Regions from separate parts of the Homo sapiens genome. Here region 2 is linked to region 1. A link is an interaction called in ENCODE POLR2A ChIA-PET data of the cell type or tissue named here. Cell type or tissue: CD4-positive, alpha-beta T cell. All regions are shown on one strand. Links, peaks and the distances in the headings refer to the core of each region. The heading gives the core; the rest is flanking DNA.

The links. ChIA-PET counts read pairs that join two places held together with the same protein. Peaks named below come from ENCODE experiments on the same cell type or tissue, not always from the same donor. Only the 100,000 strongest peaks of a DNase experiment are listed, where the experiment ranks them.
Region 2: POLR2A ChIA-PET joins it to region 1 with 10 read pairs; 8 of 35 experiments call an interaction of 5 or more read pairs at or near these places.

Annotation. Positions count from the first base shown.
Region 1 is chr17:58,483,447-58,491,201 of GRCh38, reverse strand. HSF5 (heat shock transcription factor 5) reads left to right here and starts at 2,794. Exons shown (of 6, transcript NM_001080439.3): 1 at 2,794-3,477. The coding sequence starts at 2,928. MTMR4 (myotubularin related protein 4) reads left to right here. Exons shown (of 18, transcript NM_001378067.1): 18 at 1-1,665. RefSeq lists silencers at 3,083-3,132, 3,393-3,512. In CD4-positive, alpha-beta T cell, for the core only: CTCF peaks have their summits at 3,313 and 3,515 (motif pointing right); a DNase peak (open chromatin) is centred at 3,271; H3K4me3 peaks cover 1,144 bases.
Region 2 is chr17:58,342,161-58,346,160 of GRCh38, reverse strand. It overlaps SUPT4H1 (SPT4 homolog, DSIF elongation factor subunit), which reads left to right. Exons shown (of 5, transcript NM_003168.3): 5 at 1-983. All of the region lies in intron 3 of TSPOAP1-AS1 (TSPOAP1, SUPT4H1 and RNF43 antisense RNA 1), which reads right to left. Among named protein-coding and RNA genes, the nearest start is that of SUPT4H1, 8.0 kb to the left of the region's middle. RefSeq lists an enhancer at 1,414-1,943. In CD4-positive, alpha-beta T cell, for the core only: CTCF peaks have their summits at 946 and 1,145; DNase peaks (open chromatin) are centred at 1,130 and 1,600; H3K4me3 peaks cover 3,194 bases; H3K27ac peaks cover 4,000 bases.

The sequences.
Region 1 (7,755 bases), core at 1,607-5,606:
GTACCTCTGTGCTCTGTGTCTGCATGAAGGCTCAGCCTTTAGAGGCACTCCTTCTAGTTGCATTAGTACTGTCTTTCTGTGGAGTTTGGTTTGAAGACTGGCTCAGCAAGTGGAGGTTTCAATGTATTTTTCAGTTGGCTCATCAGCCAGCATTGGTGAATATTCAGTTTAGGGGAACAGTTCTAGGGAGTGAGACATTTTTGGGAGCAGAGGAAAACTCTGCTGATGTTCGGTCCTGGCAAACATTGAGTTATTTTGAGCTGTGAAGGCAGTCGTCTCTGTTACACAGTGGCAGCTCTTGAGTTATGCACTGTGAAGAATGAGAAGGGAAAAGCAAAAATTATCCTTGTGAAATATCTGCTGATTGTGCCCTACTCTTTGCACCTGACTTTTCCTAGTTGTCCTGGTGCTAACACAGGAGCTACACCTTGATCCTCTCCTGGCATGAAAATAAAACAAAGGTTTTCGTTGTTGTTGTTCCATTGCCCATTTCCCCCATGTTGTCTTTCCCTTGGCTGATGCCTCCTCTGGGTCACATTGCTTCTTATCCTGAACACTTGACACCTTGAGGGTAGAATTTAGCGTTTGGTTTTTACCTCCTAGCATATGCTGTTTGGTATGTGAGGGTTTCAGTACAAATGCTGCTGTCTATTTCTGTGCACTTAACAATGGAACCCAAACAGAAGAGAATAAAGCCTTGATACCAAAATTGGGAAAGAACATGTGTCCATTTGGACCAAACGTTGTTGGTTTTTAAAAAATTTTATTTTGTTTTTTTGTTTTTGTTTTTGTTTTTTTTCATCTTAATATGTACCAGTGGCACTTAACCAAAAGATACAGTGATATAGCCATGTACTGTGGGTGGGACAGATACAGTCTCCTTGGCCTATAATGAAACCACTAGGACTTTATACAGTTTTCCTTAATTTGTTGACATATAAATGGTAAATTATATTTAGGCTTATCCTGTTTTGAAATGATGGTAGTCATCTTTCTTACTGCTACTTTCATGTTGCTTTCTAGAAAACAGCATTTCATTCCAAAATAACTAGGATCTGCATTTAGAACAAGAATCATTATTTGTCCTGACCTTTTCAGTCCTACAGAGACGCATCTGTGGTTCTTTTGTACTTGCCATAGATGTAACCTAAAAAGTTTTGGCATATTTAGGTCAGCCTAGCGGAACTTTTTTTTTCATTTAAATGGAGCTGAATAATGGAGATTTTGTGTCTGCAAAATTCCTGAGATCATTGAAAAAGTAACAAGCTGTTCCTTGTTTCTGATACATAAAATTATTTTAAGCATTTTATCAATCATTAAAATTTACTGCCAGTTGTGAGTGGCTTTTTAATTAACTTGTCTTTCATTGCACTTCACTCTGCCTGTTTTCAAGGGGAGTAAGATTGGTAACATTTGGGGAGACTGTATCTGTCTACTTAGCGTGGCTGTTTTGAGGGACTGTCCCATCAGTGAACAAACTGCATGGCCTTGGAGAGAGACTCTGGGCTCTTGGCTCAGATGTGTTCATCAAATACTCCTTTCAGAGCTGTTGTGGGTGTAAGTGACATGATGTGGCCAAAAATCCAAACTGTGCAGTTGCGTTGTGACAAACATGCAATGTGCTGTAAAAATTCAATACAGTTTAAATAAAATCTCTATATTAGTGCTGCTTTGTTGGGTCGTTTTATTTTCATTTCTAAAAAAACTTAATATTCACTTATTCTTTGACCATGAGAAGAGTAGAACATTGTACCCCTTTCTCCCAGCAATTTCCAATTTATTTATTTTGAGATGGAGTCTCCCTCTGTTCCCCAGGCTGGAGTGCAGTGGTGCGATCTCGGCTCACTGCAACCTCCGCCTTCTGGGTTCAAGCGATTCTCCTGCCTCAGCCTCCTGAACAGTTGGGACTACAGGTATGCTACCACGCTGGCTAATTTTTGTATTTTTAGTAGAGACAGGGTTTGACCATGTTGGCCAGGCTGGTCTCGAACTCCTGGGTTCAAGCAGTCCACCCAGCTCGGCCTCCCGAAGTGTTAGGATTACAGACATGAGCCACTGCGCCCGGCCAATTTCCGTTTTCAAATGAACCTCTCTTTTTGAATCAGCACAGCTCTTGTTACATTCTTATTTATTGATTGGCTAGGGATCGATTCTTATGGATACCGTAGAATTCTGTCCCATCTTTATTTCTCTTTAATGTCTAAAATGCCACCAGCTAGTTGGGCAGGCACACAAGATAGTACTTAGATTCTTGTGATTCCCTCCTCCTAGGGACCTCAGTTTTCATCTAACCTTGAGTAAATTGTCTTGAACAAATACTGACTTAAAAGAGTGTATCTTAAAAGATACAAAGGGCTACTATCTAAAAGGTGAGTTCGTTTACTCAAGATATTATACCTCCAGTAGCATCATTTTTGTTTGAGAGGTAAGCAGTTCCACTGTTAGCAAAGATTACAGACCAGACCCTTTGGTCCCCAGAACGACCAACTCTGCTGCCTAACGCACACTTTCTCTGCATTCCAAGTCTCCACTAGTTGGCTGGGCCGAAACACACGCCTCTTGGTATTCCACGGTGGATAACTGGGCTTCTCTCTTGTCAGGACTTAGAACACCCCGGCAGACAGCCTTCCCGGCCTGAAGTCTGGGAACGCCTGGGGAAGGGGCTCCTGCCCGGGTCCCGCAGGCGTCCGGCGGGCCGAGCTGGGGCACGCGGCCGCCGAGGGGGAGGTGCCCACGCCGCGTGGCGGGAACTCGAGGCCCCATTGGCCGCGCTGGGAGGCGCCGCGGGGCCTCGTGCGCCAACGGTCCCTGGTACGCGGCGGATGGGCGCCGGCAGGAGCGGGCAGGGCGAGGCGAAGGCCGGGGAGGGATCGAGAACGGTGTGGGAGAGCTAGGCTCGGGGGGCGAGGCCCCGGCCCGGCGGGGCGATGGAGGCGCTGCTCTCCACCCCCATCAACCCCAACAACTTCCCCGCCAAGCTGTGGCGCCTGGTGAACAGCCCGCGCTACCGCTCCATCCGCTGGGACGGCCGCGGCGAGGGGCTGCTTATCGATCAGCCGCTCTTCGAGGCCGAGCTGCTCAGCCCGCCCGGGCCGGGGGGCGGTGGCGGGACTGCGGGGGCCGGGGCCGAGCCCGAGCTCTTCAAAACCACCAGCTTCACCAGCTTCATCCGCCAGCTCAACCTCTACGGCTTCCGCAAGGTGGTGCTGGGCGGGCCGGGGGGCGGCAAACCGGCAGGCAATGGGCCGCTCCATCACTTCCACAACCCGCACTTCCGCCGCGACCAGCCACAGCTGCTCGTGCACCTCAAGCGCCTCACCAGCGCCAACAAGGCCAAGCTGGCGGCCGGCCTGGAGGTGCCCTGCCGCCCGCCCAACCGCTTCCAGCGGCTGCTCATCACCTCGGCCTCCGCCGCCACCGCGCCACTGCAGCACCAGCAGCCGCCGCCGCCCGCGGGGCCCCGGCCCGAGCCGCACGGTGAGTCCGGACTGCCCGTGCCCTCGCCCACAGTGGGCACATGGGCGGCGGGGAGCAACCGCCGCTGGAGGGCGCATTTTCGCACGTCCTCACGCTATGGGCGTCGGAAAGGCGCCGGGGACCCATTGGCCGCTGTGCTTCCCGAGACTGGCGGTCCCGCCACCGCCGCCGTTCTCAGCGGCACCAGCACGGTGGCCACCGGCCCTCCCCTGGAGGGTCCGTAAGCATTCGGCCCCTTCTGAGCCCACTGGCAGCAAAAGGGACCTCCGCCTCTTAGGCTCCCTTCTACTCGTCCCCGGTTTGAACCCCAGGAGTTTACCTGGTTGTAAGCCTCCGTTTACCTTCCTGAGACCCACACTGTCCACTGTAAACATGTGGACTCAGTAGTCCTTCGTTGAAACATTGGGTCTGGAAGAAACAAAAGGGGCTCCTTTGCTCCCGTGGGAAGCAGAGTGGAGTCACCCTACGGGTTAAGGCGGGATGGAACAAAATCGTAGTCAAGAGAATTTAGAACATTACGGTTGGGCGTGGTGGCTCACGCCTGTAATCCCAGCACTTTGGGAGGCCGAGGCGGGTGCATCACGAGGTTAGGAGTTTGAGACCGGCCTAACCAACAGGGTGAAACCTCGTCTCTACTAAAAATACAAAAATTAGCCAGGCATGGTGGTGCACGCCTGTAATCCCAGCTACTTAGGAGACTGAGGCAGGAGAATCGCTTGAACCCAGGAGGCAGAGGTTGCAGTAAGCCGAGATAGTGCCACTGCACTCCAGTCTGAGCAACAGAGCGAGACTCGGTCTCAAAAAAAAAAAAAAAAAAAAAAAGAGAGAACTTAGAACATTACAATAGCAGGCAAGGGAAAGTTTTGGAAAAGGTGCCTGCAGTGGAAATTTGTCCTTGAAGAGGGCTGCCACCTTCCACCTATTGGCACATCTAAGAAATCTTAGAAGTGCTACGACAATCATCAGATTTAAGGTTCTGGTTAATGTGTAGAATGGTAGACGTTGTTTATATACCTTAAGAGCAAAAATACAACGATACATCGTGGCTTACAAGATATAGTTCCTATGTAGAATGAATTGGCTACACATTTCTTTCATTGAAGCAAATTAGAGCTTGATGCTTCCTTAAAGGGGTATGATTAGACAAACATAAGGCAAAGATGGTTTTCTTTACAGCTGTCAAGTTTTAGTTAAAAAAGAATTTTAGAAAGCTCACATTTACAGCCTTTGGAGTTTTCACTATTGGCTACAATCTTTCAGTATTGAAAAAACTTTTTGGTATACATCTGTATTTAGTAAAAGTTAAGAAACCCTCTGTGATAGTGGATTATTTATTTTTTATTATTTGTTTATTTTTTTGAGACGGAGTTTCGCTCTTGTCACCCAGGCTGGAGTGCAATGGCGCGATCTCGGCTCACCACAACCTCCGCCTCTCGGGTTCAAGCAATTCTCATTCCTTAGCCTCCTGAGTAGCTGGGAATACAGGCGCGTGCCACCATGCCCGGCTAATTTTTATATTTTTTAGTAGAGACGAGGTTTCACCAGGTTGGCCAGGCTGGTCTCGAACTCCTGACCTCAGGTGATCCGCCAGCCTTGGCCTCCCAAAGTGCTGGGATTACAGGCCTGAGCCACTGCGCCCTGCCTATTTTACTTTTTGAGATTAAGTCTCACTGTGTTGCCCAGGCTGGCGTGCAATGGCAAGATCTCCGCTCACTGCAACCTCTGCCTCCCGGGTTCAAGTGATTCTTCTGCCTCAGCCTCCAGAGTAGCTAGGATTTTACAGGTGCCTGCCACCACACCTCGCTAATTTTTGTATTGTTAGTAGAGATGGGGTTTCACCATGTTGGCCAGGCTGGTTTTGAACTCCTGACCTCAGGTGATCCGCCCATCTTGGCCTCCCAATGTGCTGGGATTACAGGTGTGAGCCACTTCACATGGCCAAATTATTTTATAGACTTGATTTTTTTTTTTTTTTTTTGAGATAGGGTTTCACTCTGTCCCCCAGGCTGGAGTGCAGTGGCAAGATCTTGGCTCACTGCAACCTCCACCTCCCGGGCTCAAGGGATCCTCCCACCTCAGCCTCCCGAGTAGCTGGGACTACAGGCGTGGCCACCACACCCAGCTAATTTTTTGTATTTTTGGTGGATACAGGGTTTCACTCTGTTGCCCAGGCTGGTCTGGAACTCCTGGGCTCAAGTGATCTGCCCACCTTGGCCTCTGGAAGTGCTGGGATTACAGGCGTGAGCCACCACTGCGCCAGGCCTGTAGACTTGATTTTTGATGCTCTTCCCCCTCTTCCAGGAAGGCAAGGGTGGCAATATTCCATTTCTCTGTTTAAAGAGTCCATGATATGAAGCAGTATACCAAGAAACCAACAGGGTGTAATCATTCATTCATTCTTCACCTTCAGCTAGGAGAGTAAATAAAAACATTTTCAGCATGTTAACATGGATTTACTATAAAGAAATCTGGGGCCGGGCGTGGTGGCTCACGCCTGTAATCCCAGCACTTTGGGAGGCCCAGGCAGGCGGATCACAAGGTCAAGAGATCGAGACCATCCTGGCCAACATGGTGAAACCCTGTCTCTATTAAAAATATAAAAATTAGCTGGGCGTGGTGGCGGGTGCCTGTAGTCCCAGCTACTCGGGAGGCTGAGGCAGGAGCATCACTTGAACCTGGGAGGTGGAGGTTGCAGTGAGCCGAGATCACACCATTGCACTCCAGCCTGGGCGACAGAGTGAGACGCTGTCTCAAAAAAAAAAAAAAAAAAAAAAAAAAATCTGGGTTATTTTTGAGTTAATGGAAAAGTTTAAATGTACAAATAAAATAACACTATGTTCAACTTAACCTTCGCCCAGGGTTATGAATGACAACAGTACTTGGTTCATTTGGAATTTAGAAGATAAGGAACTAGGTTATGTGACCACTGTGGAGTTTAGAAGATAAGGGATTAGGTTAAAGTTCCAACAGTAAGTTGAAAAAGCAGCAGTGGCATAAGAATGTCCTAAAGGAATATTAGGCCACTTCCATGTGATGGCCATTGATTTTGGTAGGGAATGATAGGGGGCAAGGCAATGGAGACAATACCATGGCATACATTTGGCAGAATCTCTGACATGGATTTTTTTTTTTTCAGGTTGCATGTCTGGTGGGTATAAGGAGAAAAGACTAGAAAATATGTTTTTGGGAGAAATGGGATAACCACTTCAAACAAAGAAACATCCATGCATACACACACACATAAAAACCAACACTTGCTCTTTTCTCTTCTCTGACCTTTTACCCTCAACTATCTTAAACTCAGTTGTATTTTAAGGATAGAGTCCATTTTAATTGAAGAAATTCAGGGCCATCTGGCATCTGATTTTATTCACTTATACTTCAGTTGGTCAGCATTTAAAGATTACTGTTTGTTGAAAAACATAAATTCATGGTTTTTCAGTATAGATTATATGTCAATCCATATATAACTAAGTTATTGTTTTCATGCCTTTCCTGTTTGGTGTTTTTTTTTTTTTTCCTTACCATTCTACCTGTTGGTATGTGCAGAAGGTATGTCAGGTGTGGACTGTCTATACCATAGGTTTGGTTCACTAGGGAATTGTGTTACTGGTTCAGGTGGAATGTAATTCTGCTTTAAGTTCAAGAATATTAGAACTTGAATAATTTAGCAAAGTTATTCAAGAATACAACTTTGTTTTGTTCTCATTCCATGTTCTAAGTCCTTGGCTCTTCTACTTTTCCTCATCTCATTTTTCTTCTTCTCGAATCTTGCCTTGGTTATGTGCCTGACTACACTGCTACTGCTTAGTCTCCATTTTTTCTATGTTCTATTTCAGTGTATGGGTTGAATACTTCTCTCTCTATAATAGAATCCTCTGTTTTAGGACCTAGTTCTTTTATTTAGAGCCACTGAACCAATTGCACTGTTCACCTTCCAAGAGTATACTTGATAAGAAACAGATTGCATGTTTTTCCTTTGTGCGCTTTTGTTATTTTGTTTTTAGGAGCAGTTTATTTTATACGATATTTGTTAAAATATCCTAAACTAAGTAACAGATCTGAGAAGTGGATAATCTTTTACCTGGGGATACCATGCTCTCAAGAGGCAAGTTTTTGGATTCTTTCCTGGGAATTGATTAATTCAGACGCACTTCCATAAAAGAAATAGAATTTTTGAGAACACAATTTCATCCTGCCCTCTATTTCCAGAATTCTGGATTCAAACTTTGCCAAATATATCTTAAAGATATTTTGAAGACATATAGGTGATGCTCT
Region 2 (4,000 bases), core at 1-4,000, 140 kb after region 1:
AATACTTCCTACCCTCCAATTCAGACTCAGCTGACTGTTGAGAGAGCAGCACATCATTTTATCATTTTATCTTCTTTGGACTACAGGTGGGGTGGGAGGGATTTGGGTTGGTGGATTAACAGATGGAATTGAGGAGAGAGTAGGATGCTGATTTTCCTACCCGTGGCCCAGGTCTGTGCCTTCCCCATGCCAAGGACTCTAGGTCAAATGTCAATAAATATGAACCTCGAGAAAGTTCTGAAGGCCATGACACCTGCCTTGCCTCCCTCTTCCATTCTCTTAGGCACAGTAATAGCTTATTTGCCCTATAAGAACCTTCCCAGAGCAGCAGAGGCCCTTCTACTCCCTCTTGACTGTCTCAGCCTCTGGGATTGCAGCCTTTGTAGTGTGCTTCCTTGCTTCCTATCGGAGGGTGCTGATCCAGAGGCTCAGTAACCCCATCAACTTGGTGGCCCTGGTGTCTCACACTTGTATCCTTCTGCCCTCGAGACCTGGCACAGCAGTATCCCTTGAAGAAATCCTGAGGCTTTGTAGAGTGCTCCTTGACCATGTTTAATAATTCTTCCCTCCCCTGCTTGTCTATTTTCTTCTCTTCACGGCTCTTCCTATACCTTAGGCCAGTCTCAAGCACTCACTGGAGACCCTTGGGCCTTGGGCGACCATTGAGTCCTAGTCTCCCTTGTTTGTGCCCCTGTAGGAGGTAGGTCCTTTTCTCCTCCGGCCTAGTAGGGGACCTTGGGTAACATCCCATTTTTCGGCCAAGGTGAGTTGTTTTAGGATAAAAAAATTTACCACAAATTCTCATTTAAATTTCCACAGAAATCCTGTTCGTATCCCCATTTTGATTTCCCTAAGTTCCTTGTTCTCCCTCTAAAAAGAGAATGATTGCACCCTGCCTGTTTACCTCAGGATTGTTGTGATTGTAGAAACGAAGCTATGTGAAAATTATATAAGTATTATAAAGGTGAAATACTTTTGCTCTCCTTTTTGGGCCATTTTTCAATACATAGAATATGTGCACAATCAGCCAAAATAGTAGGGGAAATGCTGAGAACCACAACTGCAGGGTGAGCTGTGCTGTGCTAGGGCAGAGCTGCCTGTGCTAGGGCTTTGTGTCTCAGCCACCTGGTGTTGCTCTTGAGTTGATTTTGCTTGTTACCTGTGGCCTGGAGAGTGTGGGAAGGAGGAGAGATGCGACCTGACTCTGATTAGTTTGTCTACTCCCCTTCCTTGTCCTCACATAGGCCTATGGGAGGGAAACTGGGACTGGCCGGGCTGCTCATGTCCACTATGGTCTTCAAACCAAAACCATTTTCTCTGGTGCCTTCAAGCTCTGAGGGAATGGTCAGATAACCCCAACTCCAAACTGAGTTTCTCAAGGATTTCCCCAGCCCAGCAAACAGAAAGCTCCGTGGGTGGTGATTTCTGTTCAATTTCAACCTGAAAGCAACCCTGCCAGGCTAGAGCTTACGTCCTGGATGGAAGAAGTGCGTTTCAGCAAGTGCCCAGGCTGTGCAGCCAACACCCAACTTTCACTAGCTTCTCAAAAAGTCCCTTGGAAAGCCCCAGCTGCTGTCCTGGGTGTCTGACCCGGACGTGGCTGCTTGGTGAGAATGGAAACAGTTGTGGGGAGGGGAGGCAAGAGGAGCTTGCACAAATAACCACATTCAGGCTGCCTCAGCCCTACACTGAACTGGGCCCTAACTGACAGTCTCACAGGAAGCAAAAGACATAGCATAGGCATTGATGCTTGTGGGGGAAGGGTGGCCTGTTTTCCTTCCTGGACTCTACAGACTGTGCCAAGTGGGCTCTCCCCGGGAGCTGCTGCTGAATTAGCTTTCTTGCTTTCTCTGGTACTTGAACATGCAGGTGGTGCCACTCAGCAACCCAGACAGGCAGAAAGGTGCTGGAGTCCCATCCTCTACTGGGAACCCAAAGAAACTAAGACAAGGACTTGGTTCACAGCTCCCTGGGAGTGGGCGGTCCTGGTACTGCTGCCCTGCTTTCCATGGCTATGAGGGCAGCCATGAGAGCTATGTCCTGCCCCATTGGCCCATTGTGTCTGTCAGAGTTTCAGTCCCGTCCTGGCTGCCGAAGTTCTGAGTGCATAGCATCTTAAGATCTCTCCTTGTCTTGCTCAGTAGTTTGGCTTCTCTCCTGAAGAGCAAGCCTCCTCCCTAGCTCAACAAGGACAGATGCAAGTCAGACAGAGACTAGGAATAGTAGCCAGGCTGCCTTCCCCTTGCCTGCCCTTGCCTCATTCCCTGCTTCCTCCCTGCCACATACTGTGGAATTAGGGTCTCCCAGAACACTGAGGAGCTCAGTGGCAGTGCATTGATAATGCAGCCTCCAGCTCAAGAAAGGACTGGTAGCTGATAGAGCAAGGGTCAGGATGGTCTGGTCTTGGAGGGGAGCAGTTTCACCAGGGTTGGGAACTGAGGCTTTGCTCTTGGTGTGGCTTCTGCCTTGTTACTCCTAGTCTGTCTGCAGCCTGCTACTTGATCCTCAGGTCCCCTCCCTGACATCTGGTCTCTATGAAAGAGGCAGGTAGGTCATGTTTAAGAACAGACTAATAATAACTTTGTCTGGAAGTCTGGTTCATGTTTAGTATCAGTAAAGCCTTTCATGTAAATATTTTTACAGTTGACAAAGGTGCTGGGTGCTGTGGCTCATGCCTCTAATCCCAGCACCTTGGGGAGGTCAAAGCGGGCAGATCACTTTGAACCCAGGAGTGTAAGACCAACCTGGGCAACATGGCAAAAGCCCATCTCTACAAAAAATTAGCTAGGCATGGTGGTGTACACCTGTAGTCCCAGCTACTTGGGAGGCTGAGGTGGGAGGATCCCTTGAGTCTGGGAGTTTGAGGCTGCAGTGAGCCGTGATGGCGCCACTGCACTCCAGCCTGGGGGACAGAGTGAGACCGTGTCTCAGAAAACAACAAAACAAACCCAAATACAGTTGACAAAGGGCTTTCATATCCAGTATCTCATTTGATTCTCACAGAAACCCTGGAACTAGTTAACATCCTTATTTGGTGATGAGGAGACTGAGACTCAAAGAGTTAAAGTGTCTTGACTGGGCACGGTGGCTTATGCCTGTAATCCCAGCACTTTGGGAGGCCAAGGTGGGTGGATCATGAGATCAGGAGTTCAAGACCAGCCTGGCCAAGATGGTGAAACCCCGTCTCTACTAAAAATATAAAAAGTTAGCCAGGTGTGGTGGCGGGCGCCTGTAATCCCAGCTACATGGGAGGCTGAGGCAGGAGAAGTGCTTGAACTCGGGAGGCGGAGGTTGCAGTGAGCCAAGATCGTGCCACTGCACTCCAGCTAGGGTGACAGAGCAAGACTCTGTCTCGGGGTGGGGAAGAAAAGAGTTAAAAGTGTTTTAGCCATAATCAAGTAGTGGAGCCTCAGCTCAAGAAATATAATGTCCACACTAAGTTTAGGGCTACTAACTGTTTGTGACATAGTTGTCCACAAACACAGCAAGTTTTTTTCCCTCCATAAGTGTTCAACAGAACCAGTGTGAGGCATTAGCTTTCTTCTGAGTGAAGTTATTACAACACATTGTCCCTACACGTTGAGCCCACCAACCACTCTAATCCCACCACTCTAGTCCCTAAGTCTAAAATTAGCCAAAGAGATGGAGGCAGTGGGGCAATGGCCCAGGGAGGGGATCCTTGGGATTTACTCAAGGATTCCTGTGCAGAGCATTGGGAAACCAGTCTAGCCCTTCATGAGTTACCCCTGGCTGCATCTTCTATTCCACTCCAGCAGCTCTTACGCACCTGCTGACCTGTGTGCCCCACACCTCCCAACCTCTCTTTTTCCTCCTCACCTCCCTCAATCTGCAGACTGATGATGGCACCGTCACACCCCACTGGAACACTGAGACTTGTGCGATGAAAATACATGTATCTAACTAAGGGCAGAGTCCTGGCCCTGCTGCCTCCACCAGCCACCAACCCTGTGACTTTCCCAAGTCACCTCTAAAATGAAGT